6 separate regions of the Homo sapiens genome follow, and regions 1, 2, 3, 4 and 6 are each linked to region 5. Evidence: chromatin contacts called from ENCODE Hi-C data. All regions are on one chromosome and are shown on one strand. Each heading gives the region's core, a stretch centred on a gene start or an enhancer-like site at or near the end of the contact. The rest is flanking DNA. Distances are from core to core; before and after follow the strand shown.

Region 1 (2,895 bases), core at 273-2,772, 6.5 Mb after region 5:
CCGTTTTCTGCCTGGCGAGCTGAGATACCACTTTACGCAAAGCCTTTCTAAAACTCCAATAATTATGGAAGAAAATCACCCCAAAATACATCATAAAACACTCTCTTCTGCTTTGGAAACCCATGCTGTACAAAGTGTGCTCAGAAATCCTTATGTCCCTGCACTTGTCTGAAAATGAAGATTCCTAGGCCCCCGCCTGGAAATTCTGATTCGGTAGGTCTGCAGTGGGGCCCAGGAATCTGCCTGTTTATACTTACTAAGGCTTGAAAACTACTGTCTCAAAGGGAACAAACTCAGAAAAATAGAGCATGTTCCCAGTGATGTAGGATTCTTCATTATGAGCATCAACTGTACTATGCCGTAACATGATGATCTCAGAGGTTAGAGAAATCTTCAAGCTATTTGCCTTCATGTTAGAAGCACCATAACGCTAAGATTCTGGGCTCTCACAACCCTTCCTGTTTTCTACGTCCTTGCTCATCATTAGCAGCTCCTTCCTCCGTGTCGCCTTTAGAAGTTACTCTTGCTCCATTTCAAAACAGCGTTTTAGACACCAGCGTTTTTATCTTAAGTTTAAATGAAAGGCAGGGGGCGAGATTAAGTGTACAGCACGTTCTTTAGGACGTGCTCTTTGTGATGGCTACGGGGGTGGCTCAGATAGCTCTTTTGGTAAATTTCCCAATCCTGCGCCATGCTCCAGTGTCTAGTATGTATTAGACACTCATGAACATTAAATGACCAGGTGAGGTAACATTACATAATGGCCCACCATAGTCTTTTACTCTGGGAAAACCCCAATCATCATTGCTACTTACACTGACAAACTGAATGTCGTCTTCATTTTCATCCGTTGTTGACTCAGATGCCTCAGGGCCAGCTGGAGGGACAGATTCTATTATCTATAAAAACAAGCCAAAACATGCTTATCTGTTCAGCCACATTCGTGTAGGAAGAGAGCGTTTCCGAAAGGAACAATTAAAGACAGAGAGCTCTTGAGGAAAACGAACTGAGCACAATTTCACGGAAACCCGACTAGGAACGGAACTCGAGCTCTGGCTCTTGCCACAGAGTGTGCGGAGCTGCAGGGACCCAACGCTGAAAACGCGTTAGTTACCAGCCTCTCACAATTCCCCTTATCTACTCCAGGAGGAACGCAAGCTCAACACCGAAGGGCAATCCTGCCTTAAAACGTCGCTCCCACTGGCCCAGCCGCGGCCACAACGAACGCCAGGGCCCGTGCGGGGGGCCGGGCGGCCATTGTTGCTGCGGGTTCCTCGCTCAGACACGCACCAGGCCCCAGAGCTGGGCTCGGCCCAAGACACTGAAGAGGTATCGCCCCGAGGCTGCGACGGAGCACCAGGCCTCAGACCGCAGAAAACACAAACCCTTCGCGGTTCGCCTCTGAGAACGCCAGGACCCTCACTCGACTACTCACCTCCGACCCCGGGTCTCCCATGTCTCCGACGGCCGCGCTGACAGCACCACTGCTCCTGCTGTCCCTGCCGCCGCCGTCGCCACGAATCCCCTTCCCGCCCTGCACCGCCTGGCGCTACCGGGACCCGCCCCTGCGTGAGCGCCGACGCCACCGGCGGAAAGAGACGCAAAACCTCTTCAAAGGAGGAGCGGCCCTTACTGGCCCGCTATGCCCCCGGAGCCGCTTTCTCTCACTCCCGGGCTTCCTTCCCCGCGCCGCGCAGGATGCTGGGAATTGTAGTTCGGGTCCGCCCCGAGACCGCCCCTCGCCGGAGAGGAAAAGAACCATGCGCCTAAAAGACGCCAGCTGCAGTGGGTGGGGCGAAGCCAGGGGCCAGCTGGGTCCTGTGAGATAGCGAAGCACTGGGAAGATGTGGGAGGATGTGAAGGAGGGTTTGAGTTGGTATTTGTTTGGTTTTGGTATGGTTGTGAAGCGCAGCTCATTGATTTTTCTGTTTTAGCCCTGAAGGTGGGTGGTGGGAACGGATTTCTCTTTTTTTCCTTTCATTTTTAAATTTATGTATTTACTCATTTTTGAGGACAGGGGCTATGTGGAGGTTTAGCTGAATCCTAGGATCAGGAAAGAATCTGAAGTATCCTTACATTACACACCTCTTCCCTAGCGTCAGTCTCCCAGGCCCTGCCAGTATTAATACACCTGAGGAAGAAAATAGGGATGGGAAATCCAGGGCCCAATAGGAAAGGGAACCGAGGTCTACCTAACTATCACTAAACCCTAGCCAGTGATTTTGAAATGCACTTTTTCAATATTCTCAGATATACTGAGAGAATATGAGAGATCTATTTATAGACTGCTGTAAGGTTGACCTTTTAACCTTTTGTGTGTTCACACTCATAAACCAGTCTATAAAATAGATCTTTTATATTCAACTATGCATTTAATCTGTTCTCAGGTAATACCTTACCAAAAATTTAAAAAGGTTTTTTAAAAAAACACACCAATCGTTGTCAATAAAGTTTATGAAAAGAATTAAGTGATAACATTATTTTAGGCCAGGCGGGTCCTCACACTCTGGGAGGCCGAGGCGGGCGGTTCACTTAAACCCAGGAATTCGAGACCAGCCTGAGCAATAAGAGGGAACCTCGTCTCTACAAAAAATACAAAAATTAGCTAGGCGTAGTGGTCCTTGCCTGTAGTCCCAGCTACTCAGGAGGTTTAGGTAGGAGAATCGCTTGAGGCCGAGAGATTGAGATCCAGGCTGCAGGGAGCCAAATTCATGCCACTGCACTGCAGCCTGGGTGACAGAGCAAGACACTGTCTCAAAAAAAAAAAAAAAAAAACACAAATTATTTAACATCTCAGATTCCTGTTTTTGTTTGTATGCAAAACTACCATCTGATTGCCTAAGCCTGTAGTAATTATTGTTTAATATTTGACATTTCCTGCATTTCCACCAAGTG
Region 2 (3,225 bases), core at 237-2,736, 6.9 Mb before region 5:
GAGACCTCCTTGGCAATAGAGACTATTTCTTAAATTGGAGTATAAGTTCATAGATGCTGGTTGTGCTTCATAGCTTACATGACTGCTACATAGCTTACATGTGTGCTACGTGTGTGTGTGTGTATACATATATATATATGGAATAATTCATAATTGTTTAAAACTAGTTAAAGGGGGATGTTGAATGAACCCTACAAAATTTTAACGTTATTACCTTGAGGTTTGGATAATGTAGGACTTTCACTTTCTGTATTATTCATTTCTGGACTATTTAAAACTTATACAATTAAGTAAAATGTTTGTATTTGGGTAAAATGATTGCACAAAGGAAAACAAATTGCATAGAAATCTGGCACCATTTGAGGGCAATAATTACTGTTTTCAACTTACATAACTTCTCCAGGTGTCATATATTAAAATTATGTTTTGCGGACCGGGCGCGGTGGCTCACGCCTGTAATCCCAGCACTTTGGGAGGCCGAGGCGAGCGGATCACAAGGTCAGGAGATCGAGACCATCCTGGCTAACACGGTGAAACCCCGTCTCTACTAAAAATACAAAAAATTAGTCAGGCACGGTGGCGGGCGCCTGTAGTCCCAGCTACTCAGGAGGCTGAGGCAGGAGAATGGCGTGAACCTGGGAGGCAGAGCTTGCAGTGAGCCGAGATTGCGCCACTGCACTCCAGCCTGAGGGACAGAGCGAGACTCCATCTCAAAATAAATAAACAAATAAATAAATAAATAAATAAAATTATGTTTTGCATAGTCTGGGCTGCTAACTGTATTATCTTGAGAAAAATTTCCAACAACAATGGGTTTAAAAATGTTGGTTTTACTGAAAGCATGAATGCTTTTTCTGTACTGACAATTCCTGGCTTCATCTAATTTACGTTATACTTATTTGCCTTTGGCTCACTTCTGCACTTTTCCCATTTTTAAAAGATAAACTGTAAACTGCCACAAATCCTTTTCTGCTGGAGCCTGGACCAGGAGCGCGGATTCCTGTAAATAATGATGTAAATAAATAAGTAAATCAATGACTCCCATTCCCAAAGGGCCTTCTTTTCCATTTTTCTCTGGGGCATCGAAGTGCGGTGTGCCCTGCGAGCTCCCACAGGAACAACCCGGAACGTTTGTGGTCCTGTTGGGCCACCGCGTGCTCGGTAGGAAGCGGACGTCCCGGGGGCTGAAAGGGCCTTAGCGATTTTCTCGCTCTAGTCCCACCCGAGACCCGGGGCGCTGCAGGAACCTGCCCAGGCCACCGGGTGGGCGGCTGGGCGGGAGAAGCTGGGCAGCCCCTGGCAACACCGAACGGCCAGGACACACGCGGCTTCCTCCGCGGGAGGCGCTTCTCTCTGCGCCTGGGCCTTCACGACCCCTCCCGCGACCGTGGCCCCGAGGCCAGGTGCTTACTTGCCGCTCTCCACGCCGTGGCCGAGACCCAGCTAAGCAACCAGGGAAGCCTCGATGGGGTCATGGCGCCGACTCCCCGAGCCTCCGCGCAGGCGCAAAGCAGTAGTGGGAGGAGCAGGGGGCATGATCCGGAGCCTCCCTGCAGAGGGCGGGGCCTCCGTGGCCGGCTTTAGAAAAGGAGTTAGAGGCATCCCTGGGCTCTTTGGCCAAGAGAGACCCAGGCTACCTTGAGCCCGGTGTTAAAACGCCAAATCGTGGCTGCAGTTAGAAGAGGGAATAATTCCGTTCCGTTCATGCTTGTCAGTCTGAGCCGAAATGGCCCGTGGAAGATCCCTTTTATAGTTTACAAAGATTGAGCACCTTTTACTCTCTCACTCATGTAAAATGCTTCTTTTACCTAATTCTCCCTGTTTTGTGTTTTAAATCTTTGTTCAGTCAGCTCCTAGTTCGTCCATTCTGACCGACTAACCAGATGATATGAAAGGCGACATTTTTGAATGAGGTGCAAAGCAAGAAAAGGCTCTCCATCCAGGCCAGGATCCAGTGCAATGAGCTCTGCCCCTTAACCCTTACATCCCACCAGCTCTGATAGCGTTGAGTGGATGTGGCAGACCTGGATGCTTTGTGCAACTCGTGGAAATATTTACAGAATCATAGTGAAGGCCCCCAGAATTCTGGAATTTTGTCTTTTCTTTTAAAGAAAAGTTTCTGGCTAGCTATTGCGCCTTGGTAGTGTCTGACCATGTGACATCAAGTGGTTATACGATCGAAGCTTCTTATCATGAACTGAGAATTATCTGGTTCTCCTAGATAAGGAGATCCTTTTACGAAGAGAAAGTGGGCCGGGCAAGGTGGCTCACTCCTGTAATCCGAACACTTTGGGAGGCCGAGGCGGGTAGATTACCTGAGGTCAGGAGTTCGAGACCAGCCTGGCCAACACTCTACTAAAAATACAAAAATTAGCCGGGCGAGGTGGCACATTCCTGTAATCCCAGCTACTTGGGAGGCTGAGGTAGAAGAATCGCTTGAACTCGGGAGGCGGAGATTGCAGTGAGCAGAGATCACGCCACTGCACGCCAGCCTTGGAGACAGAGCAAAACTCCATCTCAAAAACAGAAAAAGAAAAAAGAGAGAAAGTGGGATACACAGAACTGGGCCAAAGTCAAAACGGAAACAGTTTTCATTTGTAGGGAGCTCACAGTCCTAATATCATGCTTTTGACCTTTAGCTTATATCTACAGTTTAATAATGAATTCCTTGTGACTAGCTGACTGAGGAAAAAATTCAAAGTCGGATGATGGCTTTGCTCAATAAACTGGCCCAGCTGGCAACTGACTGCTTTTCATATTTAGAGCCCCACTTAACAGAGGCCCTGAAGGAACAGAACAGGGAAAAAAAATTATTTCCAGCATGCATAATTTAGCTTATTTATGTATTTTATGTTTTTACAGGCACATGTCACCACACCTGGCTGATTTTTCTATTTTTAGTAGAGACAGGGTTTCGCCATGTTGACCAGGCTGGTTTCAAACTCCTGGCCTCAAGGGATCCACCCCTCTCAGCTTCCCAAAGTGCTGGGATTACAGGTGTGAGCCACTGTGCCTGGCCAGAATTTAGCTTATCTTGTATGCTTTGCCTAAAAAGAGACATGGCTTGAGATAAAAATCGACATTTCATAGGCAGTGACTGGTTTGTCAAGTGGCTGGGAACTGGGAATGTAAAAGTTTTGGACTGGGTCTTTGGAATAGGACCTCTCAAAGTGGTCCCAAAGCATGAAAACATTTGGGTCCTATTGAACGTTAAAAAAAAAAAAA
Region 3 (3,148 bases), core at 219-2,718, 6.6 Mb after region 5:
AACTCCAACAATTATGGATGAAAATCACCCCAAAATATATCATAAAACACTCCCTTCTGCTTTAGAAACCCATTCTGTCCAAAGTGTGCTCAGAAATCCTTATGTCCCTGCACTTGTCTGAAAATGAAGATTCCTAGGCCCCCGCCTGGAAATTCTGATTCGGTAGGTCTGCAGTGGGGCCCAGGAATCTGCCTGTTTATACTTACTAAGGCTTGAAAACTACTGTCTCAAAGGGAACAAACTCAGAAAAATAGAGCATGTTCCCAGTGATGTAGGATTCTTCATTATGAGCATCAACTGTACTATGCCGTAACATGATGATCTCAGAGGTTAGAGAAATCTTCAAGCTATTTGCCTTCATGTTAGAAGCACCATAACGCTAAGATTCTGGGCTCTCACAACCCTTCCTGTTTTCTACGTCCTTGCTCATCATTAGCAGCTCCTTCCTCCGTGTCGCCTTTAGAAGTTACTCTTGCTCCATTTCAAAACAGCGTTTTAGACACCAGCGTTTTTATCTTAAGTTTAAATGAAAGGCAGGGGGCGAGATTAAGTGTACAGCACGTTCTTTAGGACGTGCTCTTTGTGATGGCTACGGGGGTGGCTCAGATAGCTCTTTTGGTAAATTTCCCAATCCTGCGCCATGCTCCAGTGTCTAGTATGTATTAGACACTCATGAACATTAAATGACCAGGTGAGGTAACATTACATAATGGCCCACCATAGTCTTTTACTCTGGGAAAACCCCAATCATCATTGCTACTTACACTGACAAACTGAATGTCGTCTTCATTTTCATCCGTTGTTGACTCAGATGCCTCAGGGCCAGCTGGAGGGACAGATTCTATTATCTATAAAAACAAGCCAAAACATGCTTATCTGTTCAGCCACATTCGTGTAGGAAGAGAGCGTTTCCGAAAGGAACAATTAAAGACAGAGAGCTCTTGAGGAAAACGAACTGAGCACAATTTCACGGAAACCCGACTAGGAACGGAACTCGAGCTCTGGCTCTTGCCACAGAGTGTGCGGAGCTGCAGGGACCCAACGCTGAAAACGCGTTAGTTACCAGCCTCTCACAATTCCCCTTATCTACTCCAGGAGGAACGCAAGCTCAACACCGAAGGGCAATCCTGCCTTAAAACGTCGCTCCCACTGGCCCAGCCGCGGCCACAACGAACGCCAGGGCCCGTGCGGGGGGCCGGGCGGCCATTGTTGCTGCGGGTTCCTCGCTCAGACACGCACCAGGCCCCAGAGCTGGGCTCGGCCCAAGACACTGAAGAGGTATCGCCCCGAGGCTGCGACGGAGCACCAGGCCTCAGACCGCAGAAAACACAAACCCTTCGCGGTTCGCCTCTGAGAACGCCAGGACCCTCACTCGACTACTCACTTCCGACCCCGGGTCTCCCATGTCTCCGACGGCCGCGCTGACAGCACCACTGCTCCTGCTGTCCCTACTGCCGCAGCCGCCACCACTCCCCTTCCCGCCCTGCACCGCCTCGCGCTACCGGGACCCGCCCCTGCGTGAGCTGGGAGGCCACTGGCGGAAAGAGACGAAAACCGCTTCAAAAGAGGGGCAGCCCTCACTGGTCCGCTATCTCCCCGGAGCCTCTTTCTCTCATTCCCGGGCTTCCTTCCCCGCGCCGCAGAGGATGCTGGGATGGTAGTTCCTACCCGCCGCGCGACCGCGCCGCGCGACTGCCCCGCGCGTGGGTGAAGAATGGAAAAAGACTCTGAGCTACAGCGAAGTCGTCTCCCTTCGGTGTTGCTCTACTATAATAAAATAGCCGAGTTCTTTCTCTCACTTTTTCACAACCAAATATTCGTCTATGTAATAGATCAATGGGAATGAAAAAAAATTGTGTGTGATTTGCTCAGAAATTGCCTTACCAAAATCGTGGCTCACCTTTTTATTTTAACATTTATTCACAAATGATTTTAAACATGAAATTTATGAAAGCAAATTTTAACAGAGAATATTCTTTTAAAGCTTTTATTTGTTTACCTCTATCAGCCTAGGACCACCTGTTATTGACAAGTCTGTAGTCCCAGAAAATCACCTTTATCATTTTGACCCTGATCTACAATGCACAAAATTATACAACAAAGGAGCTATGAGGTATCTGATTAGCCAACTGATCTTCAGCAAAGCAAACAAAAACATAAAGTGGGGAAAGGACACCCTTTTCAACAAATGGTGCTGGGATAATTGGTGACCCACATGTAGAAGAATTAAACTGGATCCTCATCTCTCACCTTATACAAAAATCAACTCAAGATGCATCAAAGACTTAAATCTAAGACCCGAAGTCATAAAAATTGCTCAAGATAACACCGGAAAAATACCTTCTAGACATTGGCTTAGGCAAAGACTTCGCGATGAAGAACCCAAAAGCAAATGCAACAGAAACAAAGATAAATAGACTGAACTTAATTAAACTAAAAAGCTTCTGCACAGCAAAAAAAATAATCAGCAGAGTAAACAGACAACCCACAAAGTGGGAGAAAAGGAGAACATAGGAACAAAGGAAAACATAGACTTACTAGGATTTTAAGGAGTTGGTGAAATTTAAGTGAAGCAGTGTTTTGATAGGTTCAAAACCGTCTAGTGCTGTGTGTAAAGGGTTCAACATCACATACGGACTGCATAGCGAGCCCAGGGTCTTGTTAACTTCAAAACTACAAAGTTAACACACACAGAGTATTGTGCTCAGAAACCCCTTCCTCCGTGTAGCCATGCCCTAAGTGTGTGGATTTATTTCTGGGTACTGTATTCTGTTCCATTTGTCTGTGTGTCTGTTTTTATACCAGTACCATGCTGTTTTGGTTACTATAGCTCTGTAGTAGAATTTGAAGTCATGTAATGTGATTCCTCCAGTTTTGTTCTTTTTGCTCAGGTTAGCTTTTGCTATTATTCTCGGTCTTTTGTGGTTCCACATAAATTTTAGAATTGTTTATTCTGCTTCTGTGAAGAATGTCATTGGTATTTTGATGGGGATTGGATTCAATCTGTAGATTGTTTTGGGTAGTATGGGTAGTATGGACATTTTTTAAAAATAAAAATGTATTTTTTATTTCAATAGGTTTTTAGGAAGCAGGTGGTGTTTGGTTACATGCATAAGTTCTTTAGTGGTGGTTTCTGAGATTTTGGTGC
Region 4 (3,241 bases), core at 712-3,211, 6.3 Mb after region 5:
TCACCTCAAGTGCCAAACCCAAGGGACACTTTTCAATCACCATCTTAATCCCTATGAAGTATTGACACTGCTAAGCTTTCTAAAACCCTTTTCTCCCTTGTCTTCATTCTTTCATTCAACACACAGGCACTGAGTGCCTCCTCTCTGTATTAGCAGTGCTTACCCTGCTCCTCTAAGAATGATTAACAGTATCTCACCTTTCCTTCTGATTTCCCCACAGGGATATCCTGGAACATAAACTCTGAAGACAACGCTAGTGTTTCTGTTTCAATTCATGTCTAGCCCATTCTTTTCTCTAGCAACACACTGAGGATTAAGTAGGCCCCCAGGACGGTGGCCACATCCTTCTTACACCCCAATATCATATCATTAGCATGGCACAAAATGCCCTCCATACTTCTCCATCCACCCTGAATTCCTGAACTTGTTACTGTTAGCTCAAATATGAAATTCTCTTTCATGCTCCAAGCCTTTGCATAGGCCATTATCTCAGCTTGGAAAAACTCTTCACTTCTTCTCTGCTGGAAAATTTCTACTCATTCTTCAGTATGTCCAGATCACATTTCAACTTCTCTAAGAAGCTCATTTAATAAGACTAAGTCAGTCACTCCCACTTCTTTGTTTCAACAGCACTACCATTTACTTCTACTAGAGCAGTTAAAATACTGAATTATGACTATTATTTTGGATGTCTGTCTCCATGTACTAGAATAAAACTTCAACAAAAAATAACATTATTCATCTCAAAATCCCTGCCACCTAGAACATAATGGCACTCAATAATATGCATTGTACAATAAATAAATGAATGAGTACCAAACCCTCAACAAATATTTGTTGAATGGATTGCTGAATGAAGGATATGAATTACCTCAATAAATACTTGTTGAATGGATTGCTGAATGAAGGAAATGAATTACCTTCATTCATTCTCACAAAGGGTAAGTGAGCTTCTCAAGAATATATACATTCTAATTTAAATAGTACTTACATTTAACTCTATCAATAGCCAAGTTTTCAAATTCTATTAAAGATATGTTTTCAGAAGGTGGCTGCAAGTAAAACTGAAGGCAATGAGGGTAGGAAGCATTCCTCTGGTCACCTGCCAACCTCAGCTTCCTCCACTTTCTTCCAGAAAACTCCATCTTGGTCACCTTAGAAGGAAGTACACAAAAAGCGTAAAATGATGGAAAACAAAGTTGGGGGAAAAAAAAGAAAAAACACGAAAAAATAATTCCACAAACACAGAAAAAAAATGGATTTGAGGGCATGCACAAAATGTTAGCAGTGGCAATTCCTGGGTGATGTCCTTCTCTCGTTTCCAGATTTTCTACAATACACCTATAATAATTTTGTAATGGGGGTGGGAGAGGCGCTAGAGCAGATGCAGGTGGTGATCCTAATTTTCAGCAACATGAAAGTCAGGTGATGTTGCCTGCTCATTATAGGCCTGTGTGTCACTGTTCTTGGATCTTTACGATCCCAAGAGTTAACATAAGGTTTTACGTGGTCTGCAATCCTGAACTTAGAGGAAAGTGCTGTAGGTTCTGGCTAAATGAGGGTCTTACTTGATGGACTGGGTCCAGTTACTCACTTCCTCTGTTATGACTCTGGGAAACAGAGCAACTGTCTTTCGGAACTCCTTTTCGGGAGCATCCACAAGTGCCTTACAAAAGTTCCATCCCCAACACCCCTCCTCACTCCACTGGCAAACCTATCTCTCCCCAACTCCTCCCTGGTACCTGGGTGTCTGCCCCAAACAACCAACCCGCCAAGTCTGTCCTTCTGCTACTGCTGCCTGCAAAGTGATCCATCTCTCCTTTCTCTCGACTTGCAAGCCTTAATAACAGGATTGCTCTCTGTCCTAAATTCGCGGAAGTTTCCCCTACCTGCAAGAATTCAAACTCGGGAAAACACAAACGGTGGCAGCCACTGTTCCCGGGTGGCGGGAGAGTTCATATGAAACCGGAAGAGGAAGTGACTAGCACAGAAGGCCAGCCCTGCCCCACCTCCCCTTGGCGGGTAGGAGGGGGTTTGGCCTGAGGCTCTGGGCATGCTCAGTGGAGCGCGTCTGGGAATTCAAGGTGTTCCGTCCACCTTGGCAGCTTTAAAGTGTTTGGATGTCAGTGTTTTGGGGATTTTTTTTCCAAATTTTAAGATGCATTTCCTGTATGTGGAGTCGGTAGCTTTAACGGTTGAAACTGGGGTGCTGAATGCTAGTGGCGAAAACTCCCACACGCCGAAAATTGAACCAATGTAACTTCGTCTGGGGACACTAACAAATATTCCCTATATTGAGGAAAATATGGCGCTTTAACCCTCAGGGCTGGCACTCATCACTTTCAATCTGGGGAGGAATGAGGAAAAAAGGCATTAGGATCTTTTTTGCACCTAGCTCACTATTAGGGGCTCTTTTTTTTCCGCTCGTTTAATCTTTCAGCGACCTATAAGGTCCTATAAGATCGTATTACCCCCATTTGGCAGATGAGAAAACAAGTTACAAGATCCTCGTTAGTTTGCCCGTCTACATACAATACATATTTTGAATTTCGTATTGGGCGGCAAGCCCCTACTGGCAGGTTCCACGTTCAATTCGCTCCCCGCTCTCCGGCAATGCCTCGCACAGAGGAAGCGCGCAGCTGAATTATCTGTGGAATGAACTAGAATGAATGAAAGAAGGCACATTCGCAGGAATCGCTCTGCAATCTACAGGAATTAGAAGAACCCAGCCTCGGAGGGAAGGTAGGGTGGAAGAAGATGAAGCACTGGAAATCACGCGGACGTGCCGCTTACTTTCCAGATGTCCGACTGCAGACTCACAAGCGGGGCGTCAGAGCCACCACACCAGTTCTCCGCTGTCTGTAAGATTTTCGAGAACTGGAAATTAACTTCACTCGTGGCCTCTAGGAGGCGTGCCTCGCTTACAAATGTGCTGGAATGAGGCTCCGGTATAGGTAGTCCTTAGGAGATCAAATGAATGCTTTGAAATGTTCACGTTTTTAGAAATGCAAAGTACATTGAAACAATATCAAGCTTCAAAGCATCTACCCAGCCTGGACTAAACTGTGGCTGGCACTGACTTTATATCAGGACCTGTTCTAAGTGGTTTACATATCAACTCATTTTATTATCATAACCACATAAGATAGGTTATTCCCCCCGACCCACCACCAATACCCGAGACAGAGTCTTGTTCTGTCGCCCAGGCTGGAGTGCAGTGGAGCGATCTTGGCTCACTGCA
Region 5 (2,883 bases), core at 356-2,855:
ACATACATCTTTTTCTACAAATATTTTCACAGTTCCAAACACTTCATTCAGGAATCGAAAAATGAATAATGGAGGCGTAGTTTTGTTAGGCCTTTAACAATCATTTTGTCAAAGGGAAGACAAGTTCGACCCCAAAATAGTAACTAAATACAACAACGTACTGTTTAAGTACTCCCTACAGAGTTTACTGCATTGGTTTTTAAATTTAGCTTAAAATAAGATAGTAAAGTTAGTATTTAGAGAAGCCTCAATAATCGATTATTCTTTTTAAATTAAATATCGCTACATGTAATGCAGATTAGGACTAGAATATTAAAGCAGTGTTGCCACTTAACATTAATCCATGAACATATTCTACGCGTGACTACTGGAAAGCACTAATAACCACCCCAATCTAGTCTCTAGGAATTGGCATTTAAAAGCCCAAAGATGGAAAAAGGTCACCTAACCCGGCAACACATCCTGAGGGAAAGGAGGGACACAGGACTCCGTGCGCGATATCAACATTCTCTTCCTTTCTACTCTCCGCACCGCCCCCGCCCCCCGTGTCAGGTGATCAGTTATTTAGCACCATTAACACGTACGTATCGACAAGTGGTTCATTAAATTACATGTATTATCGGAAGGCAAGAGTCTAGGCTTCTCATTTCAAACTAAGCAAAAGGAGTCCACAGTTTGAGTCCCGGGCACAAAAGCGCGCGGTAACTGGAGGATAAATGGAAGAGCAACTCTCATCTCCAAAAAGCAGCAGCAGGGAGCAGCCTAGCAGCCAGGGCCAGTCCCAGTTTCCCGAAACCAAGGCCCAAAGCTCCATGCTGGGGCTCCCTGAGAAGGAAGAGGCCCCAACGGCCGGATCCGGGGGCCTGCGAGACGGGCCTTCCAGGCAGCGCCCGCCGTGCCTCGGGCCTGCGCGCCCGCGCCTCAGCGGCGGCGGGGCGCCCTCGCAGCAGACGGCTGGGTACCAGTGGTCGGGAGAGAGGCCGTGGTCCCGACCCTCCGCCTGGCGACCGCGTCGCTGCGACTCCCTCCCCAGCCCGCGGTCCAAATGGTCCACAGGCGCCAGCGGCGCGGCCCAGGTAGGCCGAGGACGTTGCGCAAGAGGCCCGAGAGGCGATCTCTCGGCTGCGCGGGAGAAAAGCGCGGAGAGTCCGCCGCGGGAGGGGCGGAGAGGCCCGCGGAGGCGCTGTGCGTGTGGAAGGGGATGGGGGAGGGGAGGATTGCCCGTCTCCCTGGCCGCGGCCACAGCCGCAACTCACCCAGCTCCGCCAGACGAGCGCTACCACTGGCAGCAAGAGGAAGATGGTGGACGCTGCCGCCGCCGAAGAGGAGGAGGAGGGGGCCCGGTGGGTGCCGCGGAGAGGGGGTACGCGCAGGACGTCGGCGTCGCTGCCACAGCCTCTTTTCCTCCTGGGACCAAATGGCTGCTGCTGACGACACTATTCTTGGCTTCCGCGCCGCCCTCCTAATCCTCGTTGCAGCCGCCGCCGCCCTGAGCCCGAAGGTCGCTTGCCGCGTGGGGACGGTGCGACGGCGCGAGACCCCGCAGCCATCGGCGTGCGGCGGCGGCGCGGGAGCTGGAGAGGGGCCGTGTCACGTGACCCCACTGTTTACCGTTCCGGGGGCCGCGGCCTGCGTCGCTGCCGCGCCTGCGCGCTTTAGGGCCTCGAGCGCCGCGCCTCCGTGGGGCCCCGGGCTGCAGCGCTTCCCGGCGTTGCCGCGCCCCTCCCTGTCTTCGGAGGACGCGGCACCGCCTGCGGGCTTCTAGCTCACACCTCCGCGCCGCCGGGAGGGGCGAATCAGAGGAGCGCTTTTTCTCGACCGTAGTAAGCACTAAGGCTTCACAGTTAATATAATATTGATGCGCAGCTCCCCAACCCCAGGTACTTTTTATTAATTGACTGTGAGTTCAAGAATGGTAGAATAGGATGGAGTAGATGAGCCCTCTGCCCAAATATCTGTGCTGGCTCGGCACAGCAGCCTTACCATTAACTACCTCCGTTACCCTCACCCTACATGGCTGATCTACCTCAGGACTCAAATTGCTACCTCCAAGAAACATTCTTGGTATCCAGTAAGCAGTCTTCAGAATGTGGTCCCAGGTTTCCCTGAGGGGTCGCCAAGACCTTTCAGTAGAGCCTCCATTCCTTTGCCAGGAGCATGTGTCTAAGGCCAAATTTTCTTCCCACCCTTCAACCAAAACAGCATATAGCAGCTGATTCAATGCAGAAACAGATAAGAGAATCCAGCCATCTTCTATTAAGCCAGACATTGAGGAAATCTGCAGAAATTTTAGATATCACCCTTTTATTAATTTGGAAAATATGCTTTTCATAAATACATTATTTGTGGTAACAAATATTGTGTAGAGGTCCAGAGACAAAAAAAGTTTGAGACCCACTGGTCTGCTTCCACAGACACTTGAGCTAACCCCTATCTCAGCCCTTAATAAGCGCTGTGAAGTAATTGTTGCTTGTCAGTCACTCCAACCAAAAGGAGCTACTTAGGGACAGGGTTTGTGGCTTTTATCTACAGGGACTATTACAGTATTCAGCCAGTACCTGCTGAGCACCTTACTGTGTGGTCTGCACTGTTCTAAAACCTTTACAGTACTTGTTGATTTAAGCTTTAGACCAACCGCAGCCCACATTGTAAGATTAGTGCAGGGTGGAAGAATAAGTCACAGGCATGTGGTGAAGATCTGTTCTTTCCTCTCTCTAGTCTTCTGATATTTTAAGCACTCTTAATAGCAAATGCTCTTCTACAAAGGAAGTTTGGGTTGTCCTGATTCCACTGGATTCTTAAGAGTTTCACCCCCTGTCTTGACTAATCAATCCCTCAAGACTTTGTTTTACAATCTTTTTGTAATGTGTTTTTGAGAAAGGA
Region 6 (3,241 bases), core at 22-2,521, 6.2 Mb before region 5:
CCAAGTAAAAACAAACATTTATACAATTATCAAATGACTCCACTATAAAACTGGCACTCCAGGATTGCTCACTGGCAGAGATTTAGTTAAGCATAAGGCCTGATTATACTTAATTTGCAAACAAAGACTTGAAGTTATTAATACCATTTTGTACCATATACTTATGGGAATAGACATTTTCTACATTTGCATTATTGAAATCAAAATGTCAAAAGAGATTAATTATAAAACCAGACATGAGTCTGCATCTTTCTACTATTAAACTCAGGACTGAATGATTTTTTTTCAGCCAAATGCCACTATGCATCACATTAAAATAATGTTATTAACATGATTTTATCTTCTTTTTAAGTTTCACTTGAATTTTTATTTGTTGTAAAGTTGTATAAGGCCTATAAAATTAAGGCATTCATCCATTGTTTTACATTTTTACTTATTTAAATAGCATCATGAAAATAAGTTGTCATTAGATTGCCCCAAAATGTTTTCCCATTTAAAAAGGACTAATTTATGTATTGCTCAAGTTAGAGAAACAATGGCTAATTGTGGAAGAGATGGAGGATTTTATTTATGTTTAATTCCAAAACACAGAGCTACTTCTCAAAAAGAAGGCAGTTAGGAAAAGAAGACCCAGATACTTAGCAAGATATTCGTGAGTGAGAAAGGTGTACTTGAAAAGGCAACAGAAAGACGGAAGCAGTGATGGGGGCACTGTTAAGCAGGAAGTGGTGCTTAGTGTGAAAAGCCAGCCTGTCTGTCTGTCAGGAAAGTTTTCTGGGAAGGAACCAGAGAGAGGGCAGTGAGAATTTTTTTCTCATCTGCAAGGCGGATCCAGGAGACAAGCTTTTAACTTTGTGGGGGCTCCTCCTCAAGAAAAAGAATGGAAAATTATGAATACAAAGTTAGACTCAAAAGTAAACTTTAATTTAGAATGAGAAAAACAGATTAGAAAATTTTAACAGATGCCGAATACCACAGACATCACAAAATCTAGAAAATAGCCTTCATTTTGGCTCCACACTTTCAAAAATAGACCTCTGGTCTTGCCTTTGTGTCATAGTGCACATCAAATTGGAATCATGGGCAATAAGAATATTCCTGAAAGCCATTGCTACACCTGGATGCCTAGCAATAATTTAACTAAACATGAGAGTAACTCCATGTAAATACATCCCACTCAACCTAAACTAAATGCATCCCTAACCCTACTTAACCTGAGCTGGAGCCTCAGAATGCCTGCAGCCACTCCAGTGATACTCATATGAGGCAAAATGTGAAAGTGAAAATGGAAAGAGACAGTGGTCTCAACAGACTGAAGCAAAAATACATTACTTACAAAAATTTACAAAAAAACCATAGGTCCATGGGAACACATTGCTAGGCCTTTTTTTCCACAGGACCATGGAAAACACCTGTGCAAGTGGATCATTGGCGCTGAAGCTCCATTAACATGATGGTAAATCTGCCCCTGCAGACATGTGAGAGAATATGAGAGTGAGGTCTAAAGAGAACTTAAAAGAAGTATAATTACTCTAATTACCCTTTGGTAATTTCTCATGGGCGTGAATCAAATCTCCCTTGCTTCTAATTATATTTTTATGCCCAACTGGTGTTTCTTTGAGTGTGAGTCCATGAGACTGGATTACAGGTAGCTCCAGAAACGTATAAGTTACAAGGTAATTAGGTAATAGTAAACAGATGATTGATTTGGGTACATGGTAATGGTAAAGACTGAATGGTTTTCAAGAAACTTGTGAAAACTTGTATTTGCACATCAGGAAAAAAAAAAAAATCTGGCCTGAAGAAAGATGAGTTGTAATCATCAGAAATGATGGGACAACTCTCTATCTTTCACGAAGCTCCATCTTCCCTTGAAAATTAAGCTTATTCTAGTACTGGTCAGATGTTAATTGACATACAGACTTAGCAAAGAAAAAGCTGTATGTGTGTGTGTGTGTGTGTGTGTGTGTGTGTGTGTGTGTGTGAGTTTGCTTAAAAGATATAAAAAGGAAATTTCTTGAGAGTTTTCCGTTGACAGATCAAAGTGAGTGACTGAAGCATAAGTCTCAGATCATTGATGTTTATTGAGCCAGCCTGAGGGTTCACCTGGTTAAAATGCAAGTCACAGATGCATTCTGTGATTGTGTTTTCCAAAGAGGTTCTCAGGAAGTTTAGTATTTACATATTTTCCTTTAAGAAAAGGGGCGGGCAGGTAGCAGTGAAATTAATGATTACATACTTGTAAGGTTTTTAGTTAGTGCCTAATAAATCTACATTTTACATAAGATAAGGTGAACATGTGAAGAAAAAGGGAATAGAGGAAGCAGACATCTCAGGCAAGGGTAAAAGAACAATTGATTTCATCTTGTCTTTGTTCTGTACCAGGAAAGATAAGCTAGTGATCAACATTATCAGTGTGGAGTCTTTTGAAAGGGCTAGTTTCTGTTTAGCCCTCAGAGTAGAAAGCCTAATGGTGGTTAGCAAGGGAGGGGGTTATAATGAGGCATGTCTGAACATCCATCCTGTCATGACTGTAAATTCAGCTTCCAAGATTTCTCTCGATTCCCCTTGGCCAAGAGAGATGTCCGTTCAGTCAGTTGGGGGCTTAGAATTTTTTATTTTTATTTCTCACTATCAAATTTAACTACCCAATCTGCATTCCATTTCAATATGAGAAAAGGCTTCTGTGAAATGACAATCCATCTAGAAAGTATGCATGTGGACATATGTTTATGTATTGAAAAAGTAATTTTAAAAGTCAAAATTTGATATCTTATTGGTGCTAGATTTTTTTTTCTAAGTTCTCATTTGTAGATATAGCATTGGCTTTTTATTTGGTACAATTCTTAAGCTGTATCAGCAAAAGGTTATCTATATGTGATGCTAAAAAATGAAATAGATACAGAGCCAACATTACTGAAGTCATTTGGTCTATCAATATTTGATTAAGTACATAACAGAGTAAAATAAAACAACCCAAAATTTAAATGAATAAACCTTCATTTCAAAATTAAATGGAAATACTAAAGGCCTATACAAATTTTGACATTGTTCCTTCTTGTTATTCAGGGCTAAACCTAGCCAGCAGTATTTTTTATAACATCAATTTATTCATATTTTTAAAATTAGAAACATCCTTTTAATAGGAAAGCTGTATTTTAATATAAAGCTGAAACATTATATACTTAGTTATTCTGCAAATAATTAGAATCTTTTTTGAACTATAGCTATCACTGGCTGT

What was found. Hi-C counts contacts between places; a loop is a spot of excess contacts on that map. Pooled maps may share reads with other maps.
Region 1: a pooled map shows a loop between it and region 5 (30-fold over the local background). The contact joins the promoter of ZNF451 here to the promoter of PHF3 in region 5. A Hi-C loop is called at or near these places in 5 of 50 pooled maps.
Region 2: a pooled map shows a loop between it and region 5 (4-fold over the local background). The contact joins the promoter of SDHAF4 here to the promoter of PHF3 in region 5. A Hi-C loop is called at or near these places in 3 of 50 pooled maps.
Region 3: a loop to region 5 is called in a pooled map, with 3 times the contacts of the local background. The contact joins the promoter of KIAA1586 here to the promoter of PHF3 in region 5. A Hi-C loop is called at or near these places in 2 of 50 pooled maps.
Region 4: a loop to region 5 is called in a pooled map, with 4 times the contacts of the local background. The contact joins the promoter of PRIM2 here to the promoter of PHF3 in region 5. A Hi-C loop is called at or near these places in 3 of 50 pooled maps.
Region 6: a loop to region 5 is called in a pooled map, with 3 times the contacts of the local background. The contact joins the enhancer-like site here to the promoter of PHF3 in region 5. A Hi-C loop is called at or near these places in 3 of 50 pooled maps.

What each region holds. Positions count from the first base shown.
Region 1 is chr6:57,088,815-57,091,709 of GRCh38, reverse strand. It overlaps ZNF451 (zinc finger protein 451), which reads right to left and starts at 1,522. Exons shown (of 15, transcript NM_001031623.3): 1 at 1,436-1,522; 2 at 816-899. The coding sequence starts at 1,456. RefSeq lists a silencer at 1,464-1,533 and enhancers at 954-1,836, 1,704-1,853.
Region 2 is chr6:70,565,191-70,568,415 of GRCh38, reverse strand. It overlaps SDHAF4 (succinate dehydrogenase complex assembly factor 4), which reads right to left and starts at 1,486. Exons shown (of 3, transcript NM_145267.3): 1 at 1,412-1,486. The coding sequence starts at 1,475. RefSeq lists a silencer at 1,139-1,198.
Region 3 is chr6:57,045,013-57,048,160 of GRCh38, reverse strand. KIAA1586 reads right to left here and starts at 1,468. Exons shown (of 4, transcript NM_020931.4): 1 at 1,385-1,468; 2 at 765-848. The coding sequence starts at 1,405. RefSeq lists enhancers at 3-880, 1,697-1,786 and a silencer at 2,416-2,710.
Region 4 is chr6:57,316,350-57,319,590 of GRCh38, reverse strand. PRIM2 (DNA primase subunit 2) reads right to left here and starts at 1,961. Exons shown (of 14, transcript NM_000947.5): 1 at 1,890-1,961; 2 at 992-1,154. The coding sequence starts at 1,145. RefSeq lists a silencer at 2,827-2,876.
Region 5 is chr6:63,634,524-63,637,406 of GRCh38, reverse strand. PHF3 (PHD finger protein 3) reads right to left here and starts at 1,605. Exons shown (of 16, transcript NM_001370348.2): 1 at 1,257-1,605. RefSeq lists silencers at 831-1,010, 1,451-1,810 and enhancers at 1,028-1,848, 2,380-2,883.
Region 6 is chr6:69,814,246-69,817,486 of GRCh38, reverse strand. No RefSeq gene overlaps it. Among named protein-coding and RNA genes, the nearest start is that of LMBRD1, 19 kb to the right of the region's middle. RefSeq lists enhancers at 982-1,051, 1,162-1,481. Within about 2 kb of position 1,271, at least 4 of the 41 ENCODE cell types and tissues checked have a DNase peak (open chromatin) inside an H3K27ac peak, as active enhancers do.